Linked DNA regions of Homo sapiens: all the other regions are linked to region 1. A link is a contact called in ENCODE Hi-C or POLR2A ChIA-PET data. All regions are on one chromosome and are shown on one strand. The core of a region is the stretch at or near the end of the contact, and the rest is flanking DNA. Distances in the headings are between cores, read along the strand shown. Region 1 holds the start of NDUFA6 (NADH:ubiquinone oxidoreductase subunit A6). Region 2 holds the start of TOB2 (transducer of ERBB2, 2). Region 3 holds the start of ARFGAP3 (ARF GTPase activating protein 3). Region 4 holds the start of PACSIN2 (protein kinase C and casein kinase substrate in neurons 2).

What was found. A loop is a pair of places that touch in the nucleus more often than their neighbours do. ChIA-PET counts read pairs that join two places held with the same protein, here RNA polymerase II (POLR2A). Pooled maps may share reads with other maps.
Region 2: a pooled map shows a loop between it and region 1 (6-fold over the local background). The contact joins the promoter of TOB2 here to the promoter of NDUFA6 in region 1. A Hi-C loop is called at or near these places in 1 of 37 single-sample maps with no recorded cell type and 8 of 50 pooled maps. POLR2A ChIA-PET finds 5 or more read pairs at or near these places in 2 of 52 experiments (MCF 10A and naive thymus-derived CD8-positive, alpha-beta T cell).
Region 3: a map of naive thymus-derived CD4-positive, alpha-beta T cell shows a loop between it and region 1 (8-fold over the local background). The contact joins the promoter of ARFGAP3 here to the promoter of NDUFA6 in region 1. A Hi-C loop is called at or near these places in 1 of 168 maps with a recorded cell type or tissue (naive thymus-derived CD4-positive, alpha-beta T cell), 2 of 37 single-sample maps with no recorded cell type and 5 of 50 pooled maps. POLR2A ChIA-PET finds 5 or more read pairs at or near these places in 1 of 52 experiments (A673).
Region 4: a map of CD8-positive, alpha-beta T cell shows a loop between it and region 1 (9-fold over the local background). The contact joins the promoter of PACSIN2 here to the promoter of NDUFA6 in region 1. A Hi-C loop is called at or near these places in 1 of 168 maps with a recorded cell type or tissue (CD8-positive, alpha-beta T cell) and 7 of 50 pooled maps. POLR2A ChIA-PET finds 5 or more read pairs at or near these places in 2 of 52 experiments (HEK293 and activated B cell).

What each region holds. Positions count from the first base shown.
Region 1 is chr22:42,089,195-42,092,101 of GRCh38, forward strand. It overlaps NDUFA6 (NADH:ubiquinone oxidoreductase subunit A6), which reads right to left and starts at 1,578. Exons shown (of 3, transcript NM_002490.6): 1 at 1,412-1,578. The coding sequence starts at 1,550. It overlaps NDUFA6-DT (NDUFA6 divergent transcript), which reads left to right and starts at 1,739. Exons shown (of 5, transcript NR_034118.2): 1 at 1,739-1,987; 2 at 2,103-2,406.
Region 2 is chr22:41,445,386-41,448,308 of GRCh38, forward strand. It overlaps TOB2 (transducer of ERBB2, 2), which reads right to left and starts at 1,416. Exons shown (of 2, transcript NM_016272.4): 1 at 994-1,416. LOC105373043 (a long non-coding RNA gene) reads left to right here and starts at 1,560. Exons shown (of 2, transcript XR_938274.2): 1 at 1,560-2,647; 2 at 2,734-2,923. RefSeq lists enhancers at 1,186-1,881, 1,628-1,877, 1,882-2,577 and a silencer at 2,448-2,547.
Region 3 is chr22:42,855,508-42,858,645 of GRCh38, forward strand. ARFGAP3 (ARF GTPase activating protein 3) reads right to left here and starts at 1,766. Exons shown (of 16, transcript NM_014570.5): 1 at 1,607-1,766. The coding sequence starts at 1,675. RefSeq lists an enhancer at 925-1,769 and a silencer at 1,292-2,041.
Region 4 is chr22:43,013,741-43,017,031 of GRCh38, forward strand. It overlaps PACSIN2 (protein kinase C and casein kinase substrate in neurons 2), which reads right to left and starts at 1,409. Exons shown (of 11, transcript NM_001184970.3): 1 at 1,281-1,409. RefSeq lists enhancers at 1,011-1,714, 1,697-1,896 and silencers at 1,137-1,206, 1,327-1,376, 1,387-1,576.

The DNA of each region.
Region 1 (2,907 bases), core at 328-2,827:
CTTTTTGAATGTGGTCCTCCTTCCCCCAGCACCTTCCTCCTGCAACCAGAGAGGGTTCTGGGTACTCCTAGAAGTATTCTGCCAGGCAAACATTATGTTTTCAAACTGCTGAATTTGAATGCACCACCCCGAAACACACACACACACACACACACACACACTGCTACAGTCACTCCCCACACACATCTTTTATCTGCCTGCCCCTGAAGGCATCTGAATTTGCAGTCCCTGAACCAGCAGATCACTCAAGTTTCTCCTTCTCTAGTATCGCGTGGGTTTAAGTTCTGGTCAGTAGCAATTTTTCCAAAAGTCAGCTTGAAGACAGGGACTCTGTGGAGCAGACACAGTTCTCATATGTCAAAGAACCGGGTTCTGCTTGGAAGCTGCTGCTAAGGAAAGCCCTATAAATAACAAAAATAACAACAAAAACAACGGCAGCAGCTAATATTTAATGAGTTAAATATGCATCAAGTCCTGTTCTAAGCACTCTAGATATTTTAACTTAATACAGTAACCTTCTGAAGAAGGAATTATTATTCCCATTTTAAAGATGAAGAAACTGAGGAATAGATGAAATAACTGGCCCAAGGTCACACAGCTAGTTGAGGGCAGCGCCTGAAGAAAAGTCCGTGCTCCTAACCACCACATTCTACCGCCTTTTCACACACACAAGCAGGGACTCGACAGCCCTGAGGAGTGGCACCGTGCTCCAGCTCACTCAAAAACACCTCTTTCTCGCACTTTGGGAGGCCGAGACGGGCGGATCACGAGGTCAGGAGATCGAGACCATTCTGGCTAACACGGTGAAATCCCGTCTCTACTAAAAATACAAAAAAAAATGGCCGGCGTGGTGGCGGGCGCCTGTAATCCCAGCTATTCGGGAGGCTGAGGCTGAGGCAGGAGAATGACGTGAATCCGGGAGGCGGAGCTTGCAGTGAGCCGAGATCGCACCACTGCACTCCAGCCTGAGCGACACAGCGAGACTCTGTCACAAACAAAAAAATCCAACGGGCATCTATAATTACACTCTGCAACTCTAGACTTTGGGTTCTGGGTACAACAGTGGCTCGGCCTGGGCCCTGGGCACATCACTTCACCTCTCGGTGCCTCCGCTGCCTCACCCACAAAGTGAGTGTGTCACTGACAGTCATCGTCCTCCCGCCAATTGCGAAGGACAAAAGAGACCAAAGCTCCGATAGCACGTACGAATGCTAGGCACGGCCGGTCTGACCACCGCGCCGCCGCCAGGTCCGGCCCATGGTAGGCTCGGGTGACCCTCTTCCCCTGAAGCACCCGCAGTCGCCTCTGCCCAAGTTGGTGACCTCAGCTGGGCCCATGAGAAACCCCGGCCGGGCCGGCTACGACCTTGAGCGGCGGCCTCCGGGTCCCCACGTAAGCCGCTACCTCTCACCAGTGTTCGGCACCTCCCGATACCAGGCGCGGTAGAGCTCGCGCACCCTCCGCTTGGCCTCGTTCATGTCCCGACTGAAAATGGGCTTCACGAAGGTGCTGGCGGTAGAAGTAGCTTGGCGGACGCCGCTCCCCGCCATCTTGCCAAAGCATCCACTCCACAACCCCACCCCTTTGCAAGCAGCGCGTGCGGACCGCGGGCGAATGTCTTTTCCCATTGGCTAAGGAGGAACGCCCCGCCTGTATGCTGGGTGGGCGGGAGGATGACTCTGAGGCTCTCGGATTGGCTGGGAAGCCTCTCTCTGGCTGAGCGAACGGTGGGTGCTGCGCATGCTCATCTACAGAAACGCCGCTTGGCCTTTGGACTACACCATCTGTCGCTCGCTCTAACGAGCCGGCGTTGCCGCCAGGGGACGCTCGGGCCGCAGGAGGTCGCTGGGTCGTGAGCTGGCGCCGGGGACGCCGAGCGACTGCGGGGTTTCCCTCAGCGTCCTGCTATCCGGCTGCCCGCCGCGCTCCTTGGTAGTGTCCGTGGGCGCGCAGGCCTTGAAGAACCTCCTCGTGGCGGGACCCCGAGGTAACTGCTGAGGCAGATAATGGCGCCTGGGCTGCGGTGGGGCTTGTCCTGCCGCCTGGCGGCTTTCTGCAGGGCCAGGATATACTTACTTTTCTGTAAACCAACTCTTCCTTAGCGCAGGAGAGGTGTCAAAGAGCTGGCGCGTCTCCAGAGCCCCGGGAGGAAGGCTGTAACGGCAGCCCCATCGTAGACAGGGACATTCGCATCCCGAGCCCTGGATCTCTGAAAACCAGCCCAGAATTTGGAAGCTGGAAGGAACTTTAGATCGTCCATTCTGAGTGTCTCTCTTCGCTGGCGTTTTCCCACTGAGGTTATGTAAACATGAAGAGGAGCCTACAAGTGTCAAGGAAAAAACGACAGCTAACCACAGGGCAGGCCATGGGCAAGATATCTCAGTGTTCTCCGCTCTCATAGGTCAGGTAGGTACCTCAGCATCCCCATTTTACAGGTGAGGAAACTGAGATGGCCCAGAGTCTAGGTCACCTGACAGATCGCCCCCACCTGCCTGACTGCTGCCTAAGAGGCTCCGTCTTTTTCTGAAGGTGTAGTTGACAGGAGCCTGTGAGTATTGGGGAAGGGCCAGGGGCCGGGGCTGAGCATCTACTCCAAACTTTCCCATTTCGAAGGGTTAAAAAACCAGATATACTTTTTTTCTTCCTTATTATCTTCTAAAATGTATATATATATTCAAGTGAGCTATACAAAAGAAAGCACGTAACATATATAAATTATAAAGCATAATAATAAAATGGAAGCTTTTGAACCTCAGTACTGACTTAAGAAGTTGTAACACAGTTAAGGTTTGTATAAAGTGTCCTTAGATGTCCTTAGTAGCCACTGTTCTCTAGTTCTCTAGGTACATTAACTTGGCTAGGCTTCACAACACACCAGTGAGATTGTGTTGATATACCCTTTTTTTT
Region 2 (2,923 bases), core at 166-2,665, 640 kb before region 1:
GGGGTAGAAGCCCAAGAAAGCAATAGGATTGTTTTTCTGCCGGAAAATCAGAGATGAAGGACCCATTCCCAGGGTACGGTGGGTAAGAAGGAGAAAAAGACCGTTTAGATACGGAGTAGCACCAGAGACTGGCCTCCACCCGTCCCCAAGCTGAAGCTTGCTGTGCGGGGTTCTGGTTTCTCCTGGGGGAGGGAGAGGGCCTGCCGGCTGTGCCTCCTCTCTGCACCCTCCTTCCCCTCCCAGATTTCTGGTGGTCAAGGGCACAGTTCATCCTCCGGACAGGAGGGGAAGGAGTTTGGGGGTAGGGCCCCACCTCGCAGGCACCTTACCAAGATAAGCAGAATCCACTCACTGGCACTGCTCTAAGGGTACTTTTTTCTGCCCAATTTTCCATTAAAACACTTAAGAGTATAAAGAGCTCAGCCGAAACGGTGAACTCTGGCTCAGTGGCCCAAGGACAATCTCCACTGACCTGTCCCGTCGCCAAAGGGGGTGTCCACCCTCCACCCTTCAGGCTCCACAGAGCCAGAAATAGAGTCTATTAACAATTACCACCCCCCTTCCCTGCACACGGGAAAAGAAGCAGAAAAACAAGGCCTGGATCCCCTTCCTTCCTCGGATTTATTTAACGGTGGGGGGAGTTATGTTTCTTTGGAGAACAAGGAAGATCTAGCGAGTAGCTAGGATATAAAGAACCGGGGGAGGCGGGGAAGGGAGGAAATGCACCCCACCCAGGAGAGGGCCACTCTTGGAACTGGGAGAAAAAGGAGCTCTTGGGCACCCCAGGAGCACAGATGGCGTGAGAAGAGGAGCTGGGGAAAGTGGGGTCTGGAGGGAAGCTGGATGGGGAAAGAAAATGCTGGCCAGGCGGGGAGGGAGCGGCAGCAACGTGGAGAGTCCAGCAAAGCGGGAGTGGGGCGGGGTGGAAGAGGTAGTCCGGCCGGCTGGGTCTCGGGGCGGGCCCCCCGCCCGCACGCCCCCCAACTCACTCACTCGGGTCTCCGCGGCGGCGGGGCGCTCTACCGGCCGCGGGGCGGCTTCTCCCTCCAGGGTGGCCTGAGCGCGGGGCGGAGGTCGCTCTCCTTTCCTTCCCGGGCGTCGCCGGGCCAGGGGACCGAAGTCCTTTTCGTCGTTGAGGGTTGGGGGACGAAGCAGGGGGCTATGGACTATGACTCTCAATAATTTCTTTCAGCTCTTAGGAGGTCGGGCTCGGCAGCGGGGGGCCCGAGGGCGGGCGGGCGGACTAGCGGCGACGACGCGGGGATGGCGGATCGGAGGGTGGTTCGTGTCGCGCAACGGCAGACGGTATGGGCTGTCGCCGGCAGACGGTCCTGCCCTCCTGGCCCCGCGTCGCCCGAGCCACGGCTTGCCTCAGCCAACAACCCGCACCTTCCCGCGCCCCGGCCCGAAGTGAGCAAAGTCAATGAAAAGTTTCACCCTTAGCAACCCTGCGCACGGATCCGGCTTCCCCACCCCTGCGTGATGCGTCCCTCCGCCCTGCAGGGGCGGGGCCAGGGCCCGGCCGGGACTACTTCCCAGCCAGCCCCGCGCCTCAGCTCGCTGGTATCTCGCGGAGCAGCTCCTGTGCCCTTCTGTGCTCGCCGGTCGTGCGTCCGGCTCCCCGTCTTCCCCTCCCTGTCACAGCGCCGCGCCGCACTCCTTTCCTTCATTCCCATACCACTCTGAACTTGTGCGCGTCGTGTGAGGTGTTCTCCCAGGGGCGCTCCGTGAGGGCCGGGGACCACCTGGGGCCGGGTTGCTCACGAGCCGGGCACAGTGCACTCTCCCTTTAGTTGTGTTTGGGGGACGAGTATCGCGGGGGAGGGGAGGGAGTCACCATGCCCGCCGGAAACCCCCCGCTGAGTCGTCCGCCCTGCACCTGCCTCGGAGCCCATGGTTCGGACGTTTGCCCGAGCCGTTTCCCGGGGCCTTCCCTCCAGCTCCGAGCGTCTGGCCGTGTCCGCGGCGATAGCATCGCCCCGTTACGGCCTCTGCGGGAGGGGGAACTGAGGGGACGACGCGGGCTCTGGAAACATTTCGGACCCGTTTCGGGCAGGCATGAGTCTTCCGAGCGCCTTGTGATTCCTCGGGGGGCTCAACGTCGAAAGAAAGGCGAGGGAGACTCTGGGGCCTGGGCCACGCTGTGCGGGAGTAAGAGGAGCCGAGGACGAGGCTGACGGCCGTGAAACTAGCCGAGTGCCACAAAGGACCTTCCCCTCACCGCCTCTGGCGCTCCTTTCCTTGCAGCCTGGAGGGCCGGCTCTGGCTCTGCGCAGGCGCGCGGGCGCAGCCCCTCTCCCAACTCTTGTTTGCTCTTTCTGGCCAGCGACCCCAGTGTGGGGCACGCGGGAGAGCCCCACATTTCTTCTAGTCGCAGTCCCGCCGGCGTGGGGTGGCCCCTGACCGTGCAACGGGCGCAAGGCTCGCACCCACTACGGCCCCTCGGGCGGCGGAGCGAGGCTCCGCGAACCCGGGACTGGGCGCGCCAGGCCCGCGCGCTGAGGCCCCCTCCCCCGGCTCTGGCCACGCGGGCTGCTCTGCCTCTGTGAGTGTGCGGGACACAGAGCCAGGGGGAGGGAGGGCCGTGTTCTGCGGTCACAGGCAGACAGGAGTGCCGGAAGATGCAGTCTGGAGCCCCCGGGGGACTGTGAGTGAGGTCTTCTCCCCGGTCCCTCCTTAGATCTCCCATTTCCCAGTTCTCCCCTCCCGCCCACACCTTTTTTGTCATTCCAGACGGTTCCGGCCCAGCAGCAGCCGCCATCCCCACGTTGGGTGGCGAGATCCGAAAGTTTCCAGCTACGAACAGTTTGCTTTTTTTTTTTCCTTGATCGCTTTTTTTGGCAAGGGCGGAGAGCACCAGTAGCGTGGGGGGTTTAAATGCACTTTCCCTGAATGCAACAGAGAAATGCCGGGCTGGAGGGCA
Region 3 (3,138 bases), core at 516-3,015, 770 kb after region 1:
AAACCTCGTCTCTACTAAAAATATAAAAATTACTTGAGTGTAGTGGTGGATGCCTGTAATCCTGGCGACTCAGGAGGCTGAGGCAGAATTGCTCAAACCCAGGAGGCAGAGGTTGCAGTGAGCTGAGATCGCACCACTGCACTCCAGCCTGGGCGACAGAGCAAGGCTCTGTCTCAAAAAAATTAAAATTAAAACGTTAAAAAAAAAAAAAAGAACATTAAGGCCAGCATGGTGGCTCATGCCTGTAATCCTAGCACTCTGGGAGGCCAAGGCAGGAGGAGGCAGGAGGACTGCTTGAGCCCAGGAATTTGACACCAGCACGGGCAACATAGCAAGACCCTGTCTCTACAAAAATTAATTAATTAATTAATTAATAATAACAATTAGCTGGGCGTGGTGGTACAGCCCTGTGGTGTCAGCCTCATCAGGAGGCTGGGAAGGAAGGATGGCTTGGGCTGGGTAGGTCAAGGCTGCAGTGAGCTAGGATCAAGGCACTACACTTCAGCCTGGGTGACGGGGTGAGACCCTGTCTCTAAAAAAATAAATAAATAAAAATGTGAAAATCAAGAGAACAGTAAAGAAACGGGCACTGGAGAATTCCTGGAGCCTTTCTCTTAACTTTCCCACATCCATCAGACATCACCTCCAATAAACTGTTTCCTTCCTCACCTAGGCTGGAAAAAATATGGGCTCCCCTGTACCATCAAGACTTAAAACCAACAGAAACACCTATTTTGTAACACTCGGGAACTTTCTATGCCAGCATATCGAGGTTCAATAACAGCTGTTCCCTTCGGGAAGTGACAGTGGGAACCAGACAACACTCGTGTCACAGGAGGGGCGGGGAGAGCCCACGCTGACGCGACAGCCCTTTGCACTCTCCAAGTCCCTCTCCGACCCGACGTGTCACCTTAGCCCCCTGCGTCACCCCAACGCCTCCAGCCAGCTGCGCAAAGCTGTAAAAGTTCCAGGGAGAGAACAGCCTCTGGAGACAAAAAAAAAAAGGAAACCTCCATCTCCAAAGAGAACCGAGGAGAGGGAGGAGGCTGTGGTGAGCCTCCCTGGCCAAAGCGACAAAAGCTGGAAGCCAAAGCGTAGACTACTCGGCAACTTTATCAGAAGAGAAACTGAGGCAGGCACCGCAAGGCCCGAGGAGCCAAGCCGGCTCCAACAGGCGGGGTCGAGCTCCAGGGTGGCGCTGGGGGAGCCGCGCTTTCCCCGCATCCGGCGCCAGCAGCCGGGGTTTCCGAGCCGGGAGCTCCCTCCTCGCAGCGCCCCCGAGGATGCCCCCGCCCCCGCCTCCGCTCAGAGCCGCCGGTGCTCGCCCCCCGCCCCAAGAGCTCGCCGGGGGGTGTGCCCGCGCCGCCGCCCCCGGGAACGCTCCCCGGCTCGCGTGAGGACCCCCGCGCTGCGGCCTCCCGCCCGGGCCTCTCAGCTGCCCGGCCCCGCCCGCCCCGGCCCGGCCAGGCTGCCGCGGCCCCACAGTGCGACGTGTCACAGGCCGCGCCGGCCCCGCCTCCCAAGCCACGGGCACTGGCGCCCGCGGGGCCTCCCGCCGGTTCCCGCAGGGATGCCAGGCAGGCCCGCACTCGCCCGCGGCCGCTACCTTGTTAGTGGGCACCGAGCGGAGGCGCTTGAAGATGGTCAAGATGTCCTGCTTGCTGGGGTCCCCCATCGTCAGCTGTGAGCCGCGGCGCAGCTGGCCCAGCCAACCGGTAAGAGTCGACGAAAAGCGGCTACCGCCTCAGCAGGAGCGACGAGGCCGCGGGGGCGGGGCTGCGCGTAACGGTCAGGCTCCGCCCCAATCCCCGCCCACGACCGGGCCCGTCCACCGCCGGGGCGCAGGCGCCGCTCGCTTTCCCTCCCCGCCCTCGCTTCAGCCGCGCCGCTGGCCCGACCCCAGGCGCTGCACGCGCGTGCGCAGGAGGCTCGCGCGCCATTTGCGGCGCGGCTCCACGCCCTTAGCGCTGGGCGAAGCCGGGCCCGGGTGTGGCTGCCTGCCACGCGCGCTGCCATAGGATCCACCAACGTTTCGCCTGGTCGATCGCCATTTCGCCTAACGGGCTGCTTCCATGGAAAGGTCAGAGGCAGGGGAAGGGGCGCACGCGCCCTCCTTCGGCACGAGACGGACGGAGGGCCCGTGCCTTGACGCCGGACCTTAGCTGGTGGCCTTCCCTTTTTTTTTTTTTTTTTTTGAGACGGAGCCTCGCTCTGTCCCCCAGGCTGGAGTGTAATGGCGCGATTGCGGCTCCTTGCAACCTCCCTGGTTCAAGCGATTCTCCTGCCTCAGCCTCCCGAGTAGGTGGGATTACAGGCGTACATCACCACGCCCGGCTAATTTTTGTATTTTTAGTAGAGACCAGGGTTTCACCATGTTGCCCAGGCTGGTCTCGAACTCCTGACTTCAGGTGATCCACCCACTTCGGCCTTCCAAATTGCTGGGATTACAGACGTGAGCCGCCGCGCCCGACTCTTTTTAATTCTTGCCCTCAGCTCACGCCAGGCCCTGGGTGGAAAGCTTTCTTTGCCCGGAAACTGGCTTTCTGAAACCAAGGGCTTTTGTGTCACGTTCATGGAGAGATGGCAGTGCGGGTTGAGGCAGAAGTGCTCAGTCAGAACTGATGAGTCCAGATGAGAAGCTTGACTTTTAACCCCGGCCCTCGGGGCTGCACCCTACCCTCTGGGAAACAATTCCAGCCAGAAGAGTTTACACTCAGCAGAAGGTGCCTCTGTCACCACAATGGGTGTGGAGCCACTGGAAAGAGGTTGGGTGATAGTGAGGAAGGACAGCAGGTTTTGGCATCAAAGGCACTACCTTGGCCTCAATCCCAGTTCAGCCAGCTGCTTCCTAGCTCTGTGGCCTTGGTCAAGACACTTACCTTCTCTAAAGCATGGTTTATTTGCAGTCTCAGGGGCTCATGCCTGTGATCCCAGCACTTTGGGAGGCTGAGGCGGGAGGATCACTTGAGCTCAGGAGTTCAAGACCAGACTGGATAATATGGTGAAACCCCGTCTCTATAAAAAAATGCAAAAATTAGCCGGGCATGCTGGCATGGGCCTGTAGTCCTAGCTACTTGGGAGGCTGAGGTGGGAGGATCGCTTTAGTCCAGGAGGTCGAGGCTGCAGTGAGCCAAGATC
Region 4 (3,291 bases), core at 159-2,658, 920 kb after region 1:
TGAGGTTCAAACTCTTTGAGCTGGTTTCCTGATTTTCATCAAGACAGCCAGGCAGTATTTGGTAAACAGTGTACCAAGTAGCCCTGGAGACTCTGAGCAGCCTACCCCCTTAACCACAAAAACACCGGACAGGCGGAGGGAAAAAGAGAAGACAGGATCCAGGAATGGTGCACACACCCAGCCAAAGGCCACCTTCCCTCAGGCACCCAAGCCAAGAGTGGCATCCCCAGGTCCTGTTATACGTCAAAGGCTGCAGCCGTGTGGGCCCCAAAGCAATAGCACAGCTTGCTCCCCTGACCAACCAACTCCTTCTGAAAAGAAAATCGACCTTCTCTGATGGAGCCGAAACCCAATGAATCAATGAAATTCAACAGCAGCAGCAATCACTACCTCTCCAATTGCGGACCTCTCAGGATGCCTGGCCAGGCTTGAAAGCCCTAGAGGAGTAAGGAGTTCGGATTTCTGATTCAGTGAGTCTGGGGAAACTCTGAGGAGGGTCACAAGGGCAAACCTCCCCGGCCTCTCCTGCTTGGCCCCAGCCCTAGGACGTGCTGCGGTAAGGGCTTTGCTCCCCCCGCCCTACACACACACACACACACACACACACACACAGACACACACACACCACCCCCCCCCCCCCGGGACACGGAGGGTGGGAAGGAAGGAAATGGAGGCCGCTCATCAAAGCGCCCGAAATCAGCGCACCCGCGTGTGTCCTGCGTCGCCCCCCAGGCCACCCCAGGACTAAGCCCTGCCCTCTCACCGGCGCGTCCCAGCCACGCCTTCCCTCCAGCGTTGCTCCGGCACCCTCGCCTAACCTCTGCACGTCTCGGATTCCCAGCTTTCTCCTAAATCGCGTCCCTCCAAAAGTCGCCCCAGCTCCCCCTTCTGCAGCTGTCTACACCTCCCCCACTCATTAGCAGCTCTTAACCCCCGACGGCCCTGCTCCTGCACTTCCCTCTCCAGCAGGCCCCGGACCCCGGAAAACTGCCCCGCTCCCACAGCGCCGCCCCCATGGGCCCCCGCCCCTTCCCCGAGCCGACCCCACTCGCCCTCGTCCTCCCCAAGATGTCTTCTCCAGGCGCCCCCCGGGGCCCCGAGCACTCGCCCCCTCCCACAGAGACAGGAAGTTCCGCGCGGCCCGACCCGCTTCCCTCAGGGCGCGGAGCTCGGCGCGGCGGCCCTGACGGGGCGCGGGCCCGGCCGCGGACCAGCGCCCCCGCGTCCCGCCCGCGGCGCCCCAACCGTCGCGGCGACCCCTGACCTCGGCGGCCACTCACCTCCCAATCCGTCGCACACTCCGTTCAGGCTGCCACGGCGTCTCCAGACCCAGCTCCGGCCGGGCTCCCGCTACCGCTTTTGCTCCGGCAGCACTGCCCAGCCCTGCCCAGACCCCTGCGGCCGCTTCTGCCGCCAGCCGCGACCGCACCGCCCCCGCCGCTCCCGCTGGGCTCTGTCCATTGGCTACCGGACACCGAGCCCCGCCCCACAGCCTCCCCGGCGCCCCCGATTGGGCCAGATGAGTAGAGAGGCGGCTCACCCCGCGTGAGGACGAGGGAAAGCCCCAGGACGCGCATTGGTGACTTCTCCTGTCAATCAAACGGGGAGTGCCTATTTAATGGGCTGCGAGGGTGGCGCAGATTACTCTCCCAAAGCCGCTCGCTGGTGGTGGTCCTTGAGACGCGCTTCCCGGGGCTGGAGTTTTGCGGTTTCGTCGGCATCCAGGGGTAAGAGGGCGCGGCAGGGCAGCACCGCACCTGACCGGAAGTTCAGGGAAGGTAATCCTACAGTCTTTCAGAAAGTTTCCTCTCCCAAGGGACTCAAAGAAGCTAATGTCGTTAGGAGCTCCTCCGACTTGCGCCAAAAGCGTCATTCCACGTGGACCCGCTTAGTTTAAACGGGGGGTTGGGGGGGCGTATGTTGCTGCTCTCTCTAATAAAATATATTTGGATGGCAAGGCACCAGGCAATGCACACGCATTCTTTCCAATTCTCACAATCACCTTGCATGATAGGGTATTAGCCCCGTTCTGCAGAGGGAAATACTCTTGAAGGAAAATGGAGAGCACTTCCTGAGCACTGTCCTACGCGCTGTCCAAGCACTGCTTCATGTCATCCAGGTGGAGAGGATGGTGAGAGGAACCCCAGGTGAGGGGTGAGCCAGGTAACTTGCTGGGGGTGATGTGGAGTAAAGAGAGTAAATGGCAGAGCCAGGATTAGAAACCCAGGTCAGCCCAACCCTTGAGAATAATAATGATGACTGTGTAGCACTATGGGAAAATGCTTAAACTAAAACGTTAAAAGAAAAAGCCAGATAGAGCCAGGCATGGTGACATGCACCTGGAATCCCAGCTTCTTGGGACGCCGAGGCAGGAGAATCGCTTCAGCCCAGGAGTTTGAGGCCAACCTGGGCCACATAGCAAGACCCAGTTCTCTAAAAAGTAAAATAAAAGAAAATAATAATAAAAGAAAAAGCTAGATACAAAATGGTAGAAACTGTAGAATTGCTGCTACATATAGATAGGTATGAGAAAAGAGTCCACAAAGAAATCTAGTGGTTGTTTACTTTCTAGACTGCTCTGTGGCATTGTCCTTATGACAATAATTGAGAAAGAAACAAAAGAACCGGCTAGGCACGGTGGCTCACGCCTGGAATCCCAGTACTCTGGGAGGCCGAGGCGGGCAGATCACAAGGTCAGGAGTTTGAGACCAGCCTGGCCAACACAGTGAAAGCCTGTCTCTGCTAAAAATACAAAAAATTAGCTGGGTGTGGTGGCATGCACCTGTAATCCCAGCTACTTGGGAGTCTGAGGCAGGAGAATCACTTGAACCTGGGAGGCGGAGGTTGCAGTGAGCCAAGATCACGCCACTGTACTCCAGCCCTGGCGACAGTGCGAGACTCCATCTCAAAAAAAAAAAAAAAAAACCAACACACAGTGCCAGGACAAACCACTGCCAAGAAGTCTCTCCTCATTCTCCAGGACTGAGCCAACAGGGACCTCTTTGCCACCCACAATACCTGTGGACCATTTGTATAGATAGAACTCAGCCATCAGCTCTCAGCACTTTCATATCTGGGTAAGTTCCGCTTACATCGCAATTCCATGCCCTATAAAAATATAGAGCCTTGTCGGGCGCTGTGGCTCACGCCTGTAATCCTAGCACTTTGGGAGGCCGAGACGGGCGGATCACGAGGTCAGGAGATCAAGACCATCCTGGCTAACATGGTGAAACCCTGTCTCTACTAAAAATACAAAAAATTAGCCAGGCGTGGTGGCGGTCGCCTGTGGTC